Regions from separate parts of the Mus musculus genome. Here region 2 is linked to region 1. The links are chromatin loops, found by intact Hi-C in ENCODE. Cell type or tissue: heart. All regions are shown on one strand. Links, peaks and the distances in the headings refer to the core of each region. The heading gives the core; the rest is flanking DNA. Region 1 overlaps Il34 (interleukin 34). Region 2 holds the start of Clec18a (C-type lectin domain family 18, member A).

Region 1 (7,251 bases), core at 732-5,731:
CATCAGGATTATTAAAATGAAATTATCTCATAAAAACCTTCTTCGTTTCCTTGTCCCTGGTCGGCTTTGCATGTAGATCCATTTCTCTGATTTCAGACTGCAGCTAATTGCAGATTGGTCCTTTGGGTATCTCTTGCTCTTTTGTGTTTCTTTCATCCACTCCCTATTCATATTTATTGTAAATTCTCAAAATATTTTTTTCCAGTCAAGGGGACAGCTCCCAAGAGCTGTTTTTGAGGTCACAGTGACACCTAGTGGTAATTCCTGGTACTGTTTCAAAAGACTTCGCATTATTGTCTGTTCTGCTGGTGTAGGGGGTCTGTTTAGCATCCCAGAGCCATCAGACTGGCAGAAGCTTGCTTGTAAGACCTGTTGCTACATCTAATGGAGAAAAATCGAGCTTTGAAAACTCATCACTCCAGACAAAGGGCTGAGGGGTGCCTTGGAACCTGGACGATGTACTTACCCAAAATCAGGAGCTAGGGGAGACGGGAGACCATACCCTGGGGACTCTGACCATGGTGTGTGTGTGGGGGTGTACTTGCTACTCCAGGTGACAAGTCCTCCTTAGGGCTCTGCATGCACCTGCCTTTCCCCTCAGTACTTGTCAGGCTTGATGATGGATGGTGGTTGATTCAGCTACGCACACCAGGTAGTGCGCAGACACAGTGCCCAGCGCTCATCCGCTCTTGTTGGGTGTGTCCCACAGGTCTTGGGATCCTACTTGACGTGGCTTTGGGAAACGAGAATTTGGAGATATGGACTCTGACCCAAGATAAGGAGTGTGACCTTACAGGCTACCTTCGGGGCAAGCTGCAGTACAAGAACCGGCTTCAGTACATGGTAACCTGGAGAGCGTCTGCCTCCCCGTGCTAGGGTTGCAAGCACAGGCCCAGCTCTATAGGACTATCTCTGAGACTATCTCCATTGAGAAGTAACTCATACCATACAACCCACTAACTGAGAGCGAACCCCATGGGGCTGGTGGGACGGCTCTGAGTAAAAGGCACACCTGGTACCCAGGACTGATGGCCTGAGTCCAATTCCCAGAACCCACATCAAGGCGGAAGGAGAGAACCAACTCCTGAAAGTTAATCTTTGACCTCCACATCAGTGCTGAGAGTCATGTCCACACTATTAATAATAACAATAAATAATAAGGTGTCAGATTCTAGACTCACTGATGTGTAGTATGTTCACAGGCTGTGCGAAGGTTACCTTTGTAAGTGTCAGATGAACCATATTTTTCACTTCCAAAGTACCATGTCTCCTGAAAATCCTGGGTTCCTCCCCTGGGCCTGAAACTTCAGCCCTTACAGGACTTGTGTATCTGATCTCACACCCCCCACCCCCACCTCCTTTGTCCGAGGGGAAAAGAGAGCTGTCTTTTAGCCCAGTTGTCCAGATCTGACCTCTCAGTAGAGGACCTGTCTGTTGTCAACGCTGCTAGGCTGCGTTCCTCTCTTGGGGGTCCCGTCTAAACAGTTTCTGCCTCATAGCTTATGGTTTGTTCTTGTTCCTCTTCAGAAACATTACTTCCCCATCAACTACAGGATTGCTGTGCCTTATGAGGGGGTACTCAGAGTGGCCAACATCACAAGGCTGGTGAGGACCCTTCCCGGGGTGGGGAGCCGCTGCCTGCCACAAGTCACTTAGAAGCTTGTGGGTCTTGGCAGGTTGTCCCATTGGCCTTTCCCTAGCCACTCAAGCAAAGCCTGCCACTAACCTAGGCCCAAGGTTGTCTGCTGGCAGCCGTGGGTGACTGTGATGGGTCCCAGGCAGTGGCAAATGCATGGGGGTAGGGGAGTGGTCAGTGCCCAGAGGCCTACGCTTGTGCGTCACTGATGTCTCCTGTCCCTGCAGCAGAAGGCTCACGTGAGTGAGCGAGAGCTTCGGTACCTGTGGGTCTTGGTGAGTCTCAATGCCACTGAGTCTGTGATGGATGTACTTCTCGAGGGCCACCCGTCCTGGAAGTATCTACAGGAGGTTCAGACATTGCTGGAGAACGTACAGCGGAGCCTCATGGTGAGCTGTGCGCATGCGCGTGTGGGTTTGGCCGATGCTGGCAAAGGGCTAAGAAGGGAGAGTTCTGCCATGCGCTGAGCATGTGAGACACACGAGGGATGGGGACAGAGAGGATTTGGGACCTTGTTTCAAGCTTACCTGAGCGCCCCTCTTAAAAAAATTTTTTTTATTATTGTTGTTTTTAATTTTATAACCCATTGAGTCCAATTACTTCTGCCCACTGTTCACTACCCACGCTGGCTAGACCTTGTACAGGTGTTGTGAGGTAACCAGTGTACTCATGGGTGCACCGGGCATGCCATCTTCATAAGACAGCATTATTTATTTGCTTGTTTGAGAGAGTTTCATTCTGAAACCCCGCCTGGCCTGAAACTTGCTGTGTAGAACAGGCTTTGCCTCTTGTGTCCTGAGTCTTAGACAAGCCAGGGAATCCTCTAATTTCATATTTGTATCTGAAAAAATGAGGCTCCTCTAGAAAGGGGAGAAGGAAGAAGGCAGAAGATAGTGAAATTTTTTTGTTCTTTAAAGACACAGAAATATTGTAAGAATGTGTCTGCATTTTAATCCCAGGTGTGGGATATGGGGCTGCTTCAGATTGTCCACAGCAGCTGACTCTGATTTGCCTCGTGCTCTAGCAGAGGCATGGTTTTGTCAGCTGCAGATAGTTTCTGCGAGTGTGTGATGTTTGGATGGATGGATAGATAGATAGAAGGGGTTGTTTTGGACAGCTGGTGGTTAGATGTCGTTTGTTACACAGTTTGTTGAGATGAGAAGAAGAAATTAGATATTCTGATGGTGGGTGAAGATCAAACATGCCCCAAGAACTTGACACCCCTAATCAGCAGGAAGTAGTCTAATGATAACATCGCCCCCTTTCCCCTCTATGCTTTTTTCTCTACTATTTAGTGTTAGGGGGTGGAGAAGGGTGGAAGAAAAAAAGAACCCACAAAGTAGCCAAAGGTTCAGTTACAAGGTGGACTGACAGGAACTTTCAGAGTATTGAAACTGTTCTGTGTAACTCGGTGACAGTGGACACTCTGCTTTTATCAAAAGCCCGTGGAGCGTGGAGGGCGAGCCATAATGACTATGACTTGAGTTTAGAACAAGCATGGGAAGGAAAGGAGATAGTGTGTGGCATGACTGTAACCCAGCACTCTGGAGGCTTGAGGTGGGGGAGATGTTAGGTTCAAGGCCAATCTGGGTTACATAGTGGGAGCCTGTCTCAGAAGCAGCCCTCGAAGCCATCTGATCATCCAACCGAAAACCTCCCGAGTTGTAACCTGACAGACATGTCCCTACCTCCTCAGGCCGTTGGTGTACACCTGCCGGGACACGTACTTGTGACCCTGCTCAGCCAGCTGCCTGGCCTCCCCAGCCCATGGGCCAGATCATTTGACACCAGCTGGGAGCTTCTGATGATGAAAGGTTTGGGACAGGCGACTGTTTTTGCAGCTGTCTGGAACTTCTCCTGGGATGGTTCTCCCAGTTCCTGCTAAGAGGGTCGCACGGATTTGCCCTTTTGTGCTTGTGAGCAAGATGGGTGTCCTGGGCAAGCTGGCTTGGCTTGAGGAAGAGACCTTTTCTGCCTTTGTTTTACCCATCGAACAGACACCGAGAAGCTAATGTGTGTGAGGTTGGGCAGGAGAGTGTGAGGCCTCCGCCCTCTGATTCTGGTCCTGGGCTCTCTGACTGAGGCACTGTACATAGCGATGGTTATATTACTCAGATGTAGTTGGGTCTGGTCCCTTTTCCTTCCCCTCCTGGCTGCTGAAAGCTTAGCCAGTATACTGGGTACTCCCTCTACCACTGAGATATACCCCAACTCTGCAGCCAGATTTTTTTTTTTAATGTGTATGAGTACACACTGTAGCTGTCTTCAGACACACCAGAAGAGGACATTGGCTCCCATTATTGATGGTTGTGAGTCACCATGTGTTTGCTGGGAATTGAATTCAGGACCTCGGGAAAAGCAGTCAGTGCTCTTAACCACTGAGCCATCTCTCCAGCGGCCCCACCCCCCCAACCTTGAGCTCACAGAGATCTGTCTGTCTCTGCCTCCTGAGTGCTGGGATTAAAGGTAGGCCCCATCACCACCTGGCTTGCAGCAGCCTTTAATCTTCCTGCTTCCTTACTGTTAGTGGTCTGTGACGGTAGCTTTGAAGATGGATTCCACTTATGATAGTGTGACCTCAGAGGCCAGGCCCTGTTTTTTTTTTTCCAACAGTATAACCTTGAACAAGCTGTTTCACTCCTGAGCTTTTAGGTCATCACTTGTAGCCTACATCTCTTTTTAAAAATTTTTTTTTATTTTTATTTTTTGGTTTTTCGAGACAGGGTTTCTTTGTATAGCCCTGGCTGTCCTGGAACTCACTTTGTAGACCAGGCTGGCCTCGAACTCAGAAATCCACCTGCCTCTGCCTCCCAAGTGCTGGGATTAAAGGCGTGCGCCACCATGCCCGGCTGTAAGCCTACATCGTATCCAGCTGTAAAACAAGGATTCAATGAATTTATCCTATCTCCTCTATCTATCGGAAGACATCCGGCTTCTGGCCTCTGCGTTATTCTAGTCTCACATCCTCACCCCAACTTGCCTCCATTGTTTTCTTAAGAAACTGGGCCTGGGACGATGGCTCAGTGGTCAAGAGCACTTGCTGCTCTTGCAGAGGATGCCCATGTCAGCTGGTTTACAACTGAAGCTTCAGGAAATCCAGCAGCCTCTATTGGCCGCCATGGGCACTCACATGTACACGGCACACACATGGCACACACACACACACACGGCACACACACATGTACACACATGTGACACACACATGTACACACACGGCACACACACATGTACACGGCACACACACATGTACACGGCACACACACGTACACACATGTGACACACACATGTACACACACGGCACACACACATGTACATGGCACACACACATGTACACACATGTGACACACACGTACACACATGGCACACACATGTACACGGCACACACACATGTACACACACTCATAGGCATAAAAAAGAAAAATAACTTAAGGAAAAGGCAGCTTAAAAACCCAGAGAGTGGGGGCTGAGGCAAGAGGGAGCAAACTTGCACCATAATGTAAAGCCCTCCGTCTTGACTATTTTTAGCACATGGTTTGGCAGTGTTAATTACACTCACAGGGGTTGTATATCACCCACCCCCACCCCCATCCATTTCTGTCACTTTTCATCACCTCAAGCAGAAACTGTATACGTGAGGCAGCCATTTCTCACCCCTTTCCACTCCCAATATCAACCTGCAATCCGTCTTTTTTCCCATTACGTATTTGCTCTTTTTTTTTCCTTTTCTTTTTGGTACAGTTTCTGAGATGCTGATGCACCATTTGTGCGCTCTGGTAAAGTTTTCAGTGGATAAACTGTATCCATTGATTTGGACCGAGTTGAACAGACTAATCCCATGGCAAGCTGGGGGTGGCAGGAGGTTTGTAAGTTCGGGCCAGCCTAGGCTACATATCCAGACTTTGTCTCAGAAACAAAACCAGGAGTCGAGGTTAATCCCAGGACTCAGGAAAGGCAGGAGGATCTCTGTGAGTTCAAGGCTAACGTGGACCACATATTGAGTTCCGGGTAGTCAGAGTTACATGGTGAGATCCTGTCTTAAAACAACAACAGTGGATGAAATAAAAAATGAACCCCAACCCCCAAAACAAAGCAATGCCAGCGAGGTTCACCCACTTGGCTTGGGGTACAGTTCAGTAGCAGAGGGCTCGCCCAGCATTTGTGAGGCCCTAAGTTCAAACCCTGGCACTGACAAAAGAAAAAAAAAATAGAGCATTAATTTCTGGCTCATGGGGTGATTGCAGGGTTAAGTTTTGCTTTTTAGGAACTGCCAGTCAAGGTCAGCTTTTCCCATTTTTTCCTTTAGTTTTGTTTGTGGGGTCAGAGTCTCACTTTGTGTTCAGGTTGGTGTCAGCTTATGCTCCTCCTCCTTCTGCTTCCTAAGAGAGGGGCTACACTGCATGTCACCATGTCTAGCTGTAGGCTGTTCTTCGGGTTTTGGGAGAATGGCTCCTGCCTGCTGTTCCTGACTTTGAGTGTCTCTGATGGAGCAGTGGCCCTTAGTGGCAGTAGCTCTCATTAGGCAAGGGAACATATATATTTTGGTCATCTTTATCCTTCCTAGACAGGAACCGGGCTGTGTGCTGGGCCCTCCTTCCCCTCCATCACCCTCTTTCTGCCTTTGGCCGTGACTTTTCTAGGCTGCTGTAATGAATTAGCTTTAACTGGGTGACTTAAACCAAATTGTATTTTCTCATACTGGAAACCAGAAGTCCAGAATCAAGACATCACAGGGCCAACTGGCCCTGAAGGGTCCTTGGTTCTTCCATCCTTTGGTGGTGCTACCCCTTGGCTCTGACCTCTGTCTCACTCCTCCTGGGACTCCTGCCCGGTGCCTCTCTGTCTTCATGACCTTTCACTATAATGATCCCGGGGCTGGGGATGTAAAGAGTTGTTCTAACACGCACAAGGCCCTAGGTCTTAGACCCAACACTGAGGCAGGAAAAACACCAATTAGTCATTGGGTTTACAATCCACCCTAAATACACAATGATGTAAACTTGAGATAATTATGTCGACTCAACTTCCAAAACGGGTCACATTCACAGGTATCTTAAGAGTAGGACTATGGGTATTTTGGAGGGCTAGGAGCATAAAGTTTAGCCAAGCTGCTTTGTCTGAGTTTTATGGACACCTTTGGCAAGGTAGCTTAGGCCCTAGCTTTCCCATGATGCCTCTACAATGACTCTGGACTTCTCCAGGCCAACAGCACTCTCTCCACACCATCCTTTCTGTTCACCGTTGTGAAGAGAAGATCTCTTAGCTTGGAGCTGAACTTAGAGTTCAGTTCTACCTGTGTGATTGGTGTCCCAGGAATCTTCATGATTCTTTCTTCTCTCATTCCTTAGGTAGAGAGAGATCTTTGCTTTCTGATGGGCAGTTTTCCCAGGCTAGAGGCTGGCAACCATGCCTAGGCTGGAGTAATAAGGAGGTCCCAGCCTCCTCCCTGTCCTGATTACTTACTTTCTCTCTCTCTCTCTCTCTCTCTCTCTCTCTCTCTCCCTCTCTCTCTTTAAAGATTTATTTATTATTATATCTAAGTACAGTGTAGCTGACATCAGACACCCCAGAAGAGGGCATCAGATCTCCATTACAGATGGTTGTGAGCCACCATGTGC
Region 2 (7,251 bases), core at 1,386-6,385, 330 kb before region 1:
AAACTATTGAAAACTGAACTCTAAAAGATCCACTCTGGGGCTGAAGAAATGGCCCAGCAGTTAAGAACACGGGTTTCTCTTCCAGAGGTCCTGAGTTCAATTCCCAGCAACCACATAATGGGTCACAACCATCAGTAATGGGGTCCTATGCCATCTTCTGGTGTGTCTGAGGATAGTAACCGTTGTACCCACATATATAAAATAAATAAATCTTAAACAAACAAACAAACTTGGAAACCTGAATGTAGAGTCCCTGAATTCACTGGGATGTACCTGGGGTCAGTCCCTGAGACACCCTGTGTCCTGCTTCACCATCTGCCAGATGGAATCAGTACAAGGTTGTTATGATACAAATAAGTTACATTTGTAAACATGCTTTGTAACCTCTGGCTGGCTACCAAGCTAGCAAGATGTCTCAGAGGGAAAAGGTCTCTGCCACCAAGCTGGATGGCGTGGGTCTGACTTCTGGGAACAGTGGAAGGAGAAAAGCCTCTCTCTGTCTCTCTGTCTCTGTCTCTCTGTCTCTGTCTCTCTGTCTCTCTGTCTCTGTCTCTCTCTCTAGTTGTCCTCTGACCTCTACATACACATGAGGTAGCACCTGTATTCATATATATATGTAATAGCAATTTTTTTTACAAATAAAAATGCAGCTGTTACTAATCATGGCTTGGACCCACTGTGGTGCGCTCAGGCCATCTATTCGAGACAGAGGATCCTGAGACTCTGGGTATTGTACAACACTGTACACTTGCTGCCTGGCCTTGTCCCCACTGCCTGACATCCATGATGACATTCATATCCCATCAGCGTTTCTCCAGAAGTCCATGTAGCCCACCTGTGCCCTAGCAGAATCTCCAAAGAGGTGACATCTGAGATAGCACTGACTCTAGGGTCAGGGACCACACCAACTTCAGAAGGACAAAGTATTAGCTTGTAAGGCTGTGCTCTAGAATGGCCGAGTACCCTCCCTGGTCATTTGACTATGGTCTACATGTCAACCTTTTTTGATTTGGCTGTACTAGATACTCAGTGATCCTGATAGGATCACGCAGGCTTCAGCTAGGCCCTAAATACCATGGCAAGTTGCCGCCTTCCTGTTCCACTGTTTGTCTAGAGGCAGGCTTGTTCACCGCAGGACTTAAGTCAGCCAAGGGCATCCATCACATGCCCTCCTCTTTGTCTGCCTGCCCCCATCTTAGCCCAAAGTCACATGGGTAAGCATGATGGATCCTGGGACTAGCCTCATCCTCTCACACTGCCCTGACATAAAAGGCACACCTTTCTCCCTGAAGGTGCAGTCCCCAGCGAGTTCCTCTGTGATCCCGTCTGGTGGCATCTGTCTGGCGAATAGTTACTTCCTGCTTTATGTTTAATTCATGGCTAGGGGGGTTGGGATGAGCTTCCTAAGAAAGGAGAGAACTCCCCTGGGGTCCTGCCCAGGTCCTGCCTGCTTTACTGGCCCACTGCCAAAGTCCCAGCCTCCTCCCCATGACTGGGGCTGAGGAGTGGAAGCTGTCCATGGGCTTGGAGGACACTGTCCCTGCCAGGGTACAGTCATTAGTCGCTAATCCCACAGCCCTGGAATGTCTGTAGGCCAATCAGCAGGGTCTTTGGGGGCTCCCTGAGGGTGCTAATAATCCTACAATGATTAGCAGGGGCCACAGGTCAGTGCACACTGCCCTGCTTTTTCTTGCGGAGCGGGCTGGCCAGACACTGAGGCTGGAGGAAGGAGGCGTTTAGAAGAAGGGTTCTATGTCTCTTTTGAAGTCAGTGCACCAAGGAGGGGAGGCTGGTTTGGAGACAGTGATGATTCACTAGCCTCCTCCTTTTGACTGGCAGCTTAGCCTGACTCCGAGACTTGTGAATAGCTTCATGAACACGGGGAGGCTAGCTGGACAGCTGAGAGAAGCCATGTCTGCAGCATCCGGCAGGCCAATGATTCAGCCGGAGCCCTCCCTGTGGCTGGGAAGCCAGAGCCGATGGCTCGGTCTCTTGCTTCTGCTCCTGTCTCTCCTTGGCATCACATGGACAGAGGTTCAACCACCCCAGCCAAAGCAAGATCCCACTCTGCAAGGTAAGGAACACCTGGGCAAAGACGGAAGTAGAGATGCTGTTGTGAGCCTGAGAGAGGGTAGCGAGGGATTTCTAGAAGTCAGGTACCCAGGACTGAGCCCTGTGTTATGCTGATGTGATATGATGGGGGGGGGGCATTAGGATGATGGTGGGGAGGATGGAAGGATACTGGGAAGGAAGAAGAATGAAGCAGATGGGTCCAGGGTGGATGTTAAGGAAAGATACCGGTTAGAGCCTGCAGCTAAAACCTCAAAAGAAACACATCGGTAGAAAGGCCTGCTTCTAGTCCAGGGCTGAGTCATTCATTACCCCGAACCCCTCCACCCCCATCATCTTCCCACACCTAAGCCAGTCACTTATGCCATTGTTCTACACTTTGCCCATCCTCACCCATCTTCCTATCTCTCTCCTGGCCTCCCTCCATCTCTATAATGGGAGTTCTCTCCTACACAGCTACCACTGCCCCTCCTCATCTCAGATCTGTGTTCCTGGGGTGGGGTCACCCTCAGCTGGCTATGGCGATGTCCCAGGAGCCTCTGGTCATCGGCCTAACCTTCTCTCCTGGCCTCCAGCCCTGAGCAGGAAGGAGAGTTTCTTAATCCTCACCGCACACAACCGACTGCGCAGCCGGGTCCACCCTCCTGCAGCCAACATGCAGAGAATGGTGAGTAGACCCAACTGCCCTGTGTCAAGAGGGCTGCCAGAGGGACTGAGCCCCAGAGTGATCTCAGGAGGCCTTGCCAGTGCCAGAGGCCCTTTCACCAGGGGTACCATGGCATTGGATGCTGCAGAGATATGTGCCTTCTTCCTTCAGGGAAAGCCATTTGTTTAGGAAGTCAGGGCCCTCAGCAACTCACAGTTGCATTGAAGACAATCCTGCCTTTCCTGGCATCCTGTCGCCACGGAGATCAACAGATATGGATGGAGCCAGGGTTCCCCACTCCCGGAAAAGGAGCTCCACAAAGGAATTCAGCAGAAAGGGAGAGGTGAAGGACAGAGAGGGAGAAGAATCTCGCTGGGTTTTGCGGGGATTGGTTTGGGACCAGGATTTATCTAGCAAATACTGGAAGACCTCTCAAAAGTTCCTTACTCATTCACTGACTTGCCCTTTAGAGCCTCCATGATGGAGCCTGCAGCAGGGTTGGTTGGAGTTGATCATCCTGGAGCTTTAGACATGCTGCCTGCATATTCTGGGAGGCCCCTGCCACCCCTAGCCCCAGCCCACGTGAACAGGCCTGGGAACAGGGTGGGATCGGTAAGGGAGGGCAAGGTTCCCCATGGCTGCCTCCCATAAAGTTCTCAGAGGTGGACAGCCACAGTGGGTGGCGACCTTGAGAGCTCAAGGGTCAGTTTCCCAGGAGGTGGGGGAGGGTCTGCTTCTGTCCCCTGCCCTGCTCTGCCTCCCGGTGCCCAAGTCCAGAGCAGCCAGGATTTTCCAAGCGGCAATACCTAGCAGAACTCTGCAGCCTGGAGGTAGATGCTATGATTAGCTGACTGGTAGTGTGTTCCTTTCTTGGGGACCGTTGCTCAAATGGGCCTGGAAAAATCACATCTGGCCAGATGGGAGCAGCAGAGTTCTTCTGACTGTGGCTAGGGCAGGCTCTTAAAGGAAAACACAGCCGAGCCAGCCTGCAGGTCTGGGCACCATCTAGGCTCAGATTATTAGACATGGAACATGATATCAGAAGTCCATCCCCTTGCCTGGACTAATGCTATTTCCTAGGCGAGGTCAAAAGTGTGTATTGCAAGGCAGTTCTCTTTTCCTGACCTCTCTCGGGAAGCTCTAGATCTTGTGTGAACCTTCTGTGGCTCTGTGCCGTGAGCAACACTGCTCTGATCATGAGGCAGGCAAGCATGACTCTTTACTCTATGTGACCTGGCACCCCCTGGACACTCACAGACAATAGAGAAATGGCTCAATGCCCATTTACTTCCGTGCTGTCCAAAGGCCAGTTGTAGTGAGTGGTTAGTTTTGATCATGCCAACGTGACCAGAATCACCTGGAAAAGGAATCTCACTGGACAATAATAGTCTAGATTAGGTTGGACAGTGGACACATCTGTCCACAGATTATTAAGGTCAGAAGACCTAGTTTAAAAAGGGGTGGGACTGGCCAGGCATAGTAGCACATGCCTTTAACCCCAACACTTGGGAGGCAAAGGCAGACAGATCTCTGTGAGTTTTAGGCCAGCCAAGTCTACATATTGAATTACAAGACAGCCAGGACTGCATAGAGAAAACTGGGTGCCACCACTCCCTGAAGAGTCCTGAACTGTAGAACCAGGGAAAAGTGAGCTACGTATAAGCATGCATGCCTTCATTCTCTCCGTGCCCTTGACTGTGGGTGGAACGAGCAGCTTCAAGTCCCTGCTACCTTGATGTCCCTGCAGTGCTGGACTGGAATTGTTGAGCCAAATGAGCCCTTGCTCCCCTGCGTTGCTTTTGTCTCACAGCAACTGGCGGGGGAGCAAGCGAATGTATCATCTGAGGATGTCTGTTTTTGCCACTCCCAGGACTGGAGCGAGAGCCTGGCTCAGCTAGCTGAAGCCAGGGCAGCCCTTTGTGTCACTTCAGTCACCCCAAACCTGGCATCTACCCCAGGGCACAACTCACATGTGGGCTGGAATGTGCAGCTAATGCCCATGGGCTCAGCATCCTTTGTCGAAGTGGTCAACCTCTGGTTTGCTGAAGGGCTGCAGTACAGACATGGGGATGCTGAGTGTGCCCACAATGCCACCTGTGCCCACTACACACAAGTGAGTATATTTCAGATAAGGCTAGGGGAGGGCATGGTCTCCCCAGTCACCTTACAAGAGGCTGCACTTTATCCTTAAAAGGACACTGTCTAGATTTAGATGTTACCACACCAGAGCACTGTGCCTCCTTTTTTTCCTGCTGTTCCTCCCCAGATGAACCTCTTTCTCAAGTTCAGGTGCATCATTCTCAAGAAAGTTCTCTTCGTTTTCTCCTCCATTCAACAATCATGAACACTTATTGAGTGTTTTTAACATACCTGACACTGTTTAGTGGCAATACAACACTGGATAACACAAGCAAAATTCTCAAATTTTTTTTTACACCTTTAGTATAAATATAATGATAGTGAAGTTGACCCATGAAGTGAGGAAGACTCTTTGTCTCATTTCCTATTTCCTGGAGTAATTTATGATGTTATAATCTTTCCCTAAATTTATTGAGCCTTATTCCATTCTGTATTTGTGTGTGTAACTATGTAAATAGACTACTTTTGTTTTGTTTCATAATACTAATTAATTCAATATTTCATCTTTTTTTTTTCAAGACCGGGTTTCTTTGTGTAGCCCTGGCTGTCCTGGAACTCACTTTGTAGACCAGACTGGCCTCGAACTCAGAAATCCGCCTGTCTCTGCCACCCGAGTGCTTGGTTTAAAGGCATGTGCCACCACGCCCAGCACCTCATCTATTTTTTTTTTAGTGTGTGTGTGTGTGTGTGCGCTTCCACACACATGCAGAGGTCAGAGGTCAATTTGGGGAAGTTGGTCCTCTGGCTTCTTGCACAGGTCCCAGAGTTTAAACTCTGTTGGTTTTGTGCAGTTGGTCCTTTTTAACCTGCGAGCCATCTTTCTGGCCTATTGTTTTGTGGTTTGTTTGTTTTTATAATATTTTCACTTGTATTGATGCTGTGTGTGTGTGCACGTGTGCGCGCGCACCCACATACACGGAGTACATCTGAAGCTCAAAGGACAACATATAGAGATTGCCTTTTTTTCTACCATGTTGGGCTGCGGAATTGAACTGGGGGTGGGGAGCCCACAGAATTAGAAACAGGTATCTTTATCTGACGAGATAGCTCCCCAAATCCAACTCCTTGCTGTGTATTATCTTAGGCAGACCAAGCCGGGCTTGAGCTTACCTTATAGCACAGGGTGACCTTGTACTGGTGAACCTTTTGTCTCCAGCTTCCAAGTGATGTGACTACAGGAGTGTGCCACCGTGCCCAGCTACATCCTACAAATTTCTATGTGACTTAAGGATGGTTTTATTGTTGGGTTTGTTGTTGTTGTTATTGTTGTTTTCATTGTTGTTGTTATTTTCAATGGTGGTTCTGGGTCATTTGTTTTGAAATATGTAATTATTTTTTAATTAATTTATTGCCTTAAATATATTCTATCATCTCTCCTCTATCTCTCATCCTTTAATTTTGTATATTTTAAATTCATTTTTATTTTATGTGCATTGGTGTTTTGCCTGCCTGTATGTCTATGTGAGGGTGTCAGATATTGGCGTTACAGACAATTGTGAGCTACCACGTGGGTGCTAGAAATTGAACCCAGGTCCTCTGGAAGAGGAAGTCAGTGCTCTTAACCGTGGAGGCATCTATCTCTCTAGCTCCAGTTCTGTGTCTGTGCAATGCTAGTGATCCAAACTAGAGTCTCGCACATGATAGGAAAATACTTTACAACTGAACTATACCTGTAGCTCTAAAATTATAAAACTAACATGTATATTTCAAAAAGCAAGACATGTTGCATGCCTGAGGTCCAGGCTCAAAATGACCTACTCAGGAGCTAGAGGCTGAGGGATCAGGAGTTCTGTGTCATCCTTGGGTACTCGAGGGAGCTTGAGGCCTGCCTAAACAATAACTATTTTTTAAAAAAGGCATGGACTAGTGGCCTGGGAGGATGTAGCTCAATGGTAGAGCTTGCCTAGTATGTACCAGGCCCTGGATTCAATCTCCAGCATAAAAGACCAGTCTATAAATTGAGCATGGTGGAACATACCTTTGATTCCAACATCTAGGAGGCAGAGACAAATGGAACTCTATGAGTTTGAAGCCAACCTGTTGCTATACATTGTGATTTCCTGGCCAGTGCTGCATCCTGCATAGTGAGACCTTCTCTCTCTCTTCTCCCTCTCCCTTTCTTCTCCCTCTCTCTCTCCCTCTCCCTCTCCTTCTCCCTCCCTCCCTCCCTTTCCCTCTCTCTCTCTCTTTGCTTGTCTGCCTGTATGCCTCTCTCTCTCTCTCTCTCTCTCTCTCTCTCTATATATATATATATATATATATATATATATATATATATACATATATATATATATATATATGCACACACACATATATATATATATATATGAAGAGGCTTGTGGTCATTTTCACAATCTTTCACAAGACCCTTGATAGCTAAGTCTTTCTTTTGTCAC

Evidence for each region. Hi-C counts contacts between places; a loop is a spot of excess contacts. Peaks named below come from ENCODE experiments on the same cell type or tissue, not always from the same donor. Only the 100,000 strongest peaks of a DNase experiment are listed, where the experiment ranks them.
Region 2: a loop joins it to region 1, with 4 times the contacts of the local background. A loop is called at or near these places in 8 of 42 quality-filtered maps.

Annotation. Positions count from the first base shown.
Region 1 is chr8:110,743,017-110,750,267 of GRCm38, reverse strand. It overlaps Il34 (interleukin 34), which reads left to right. Exons shown (of 7, transcript NM_001135100.2): 3 at 710-843; 4 at 1,528-1,605; 5 at 1,864-2,025. Among named protein-coding and RNA genes, the nearest start is that of Gm15894, 9.0 kb to the left of the region's middle. In heart, for the core only: no CTCF peak of the experiment used is centred there; no DNase peak of the experiment used is centred there.
Region 2 is chr8:111,076,326-111,083,576 of GRCm38, reverse strand. It overlaps Clec18a (C-type lectin domain family 18, member A), which reads left to right and starts at 1,869. Exons shown (of 12, transcript NM_181549.3): 1 at 1,869-2,074; 2 at 2,646-2,737; 3 at 4,587-4,829. The coding sequence starts at 1,936. In heart, for the core only: a CTCF peak has its summit at 3,634; no DNase peak of the experiment used is centred there; H3K27me3 peaks cover 616 bases.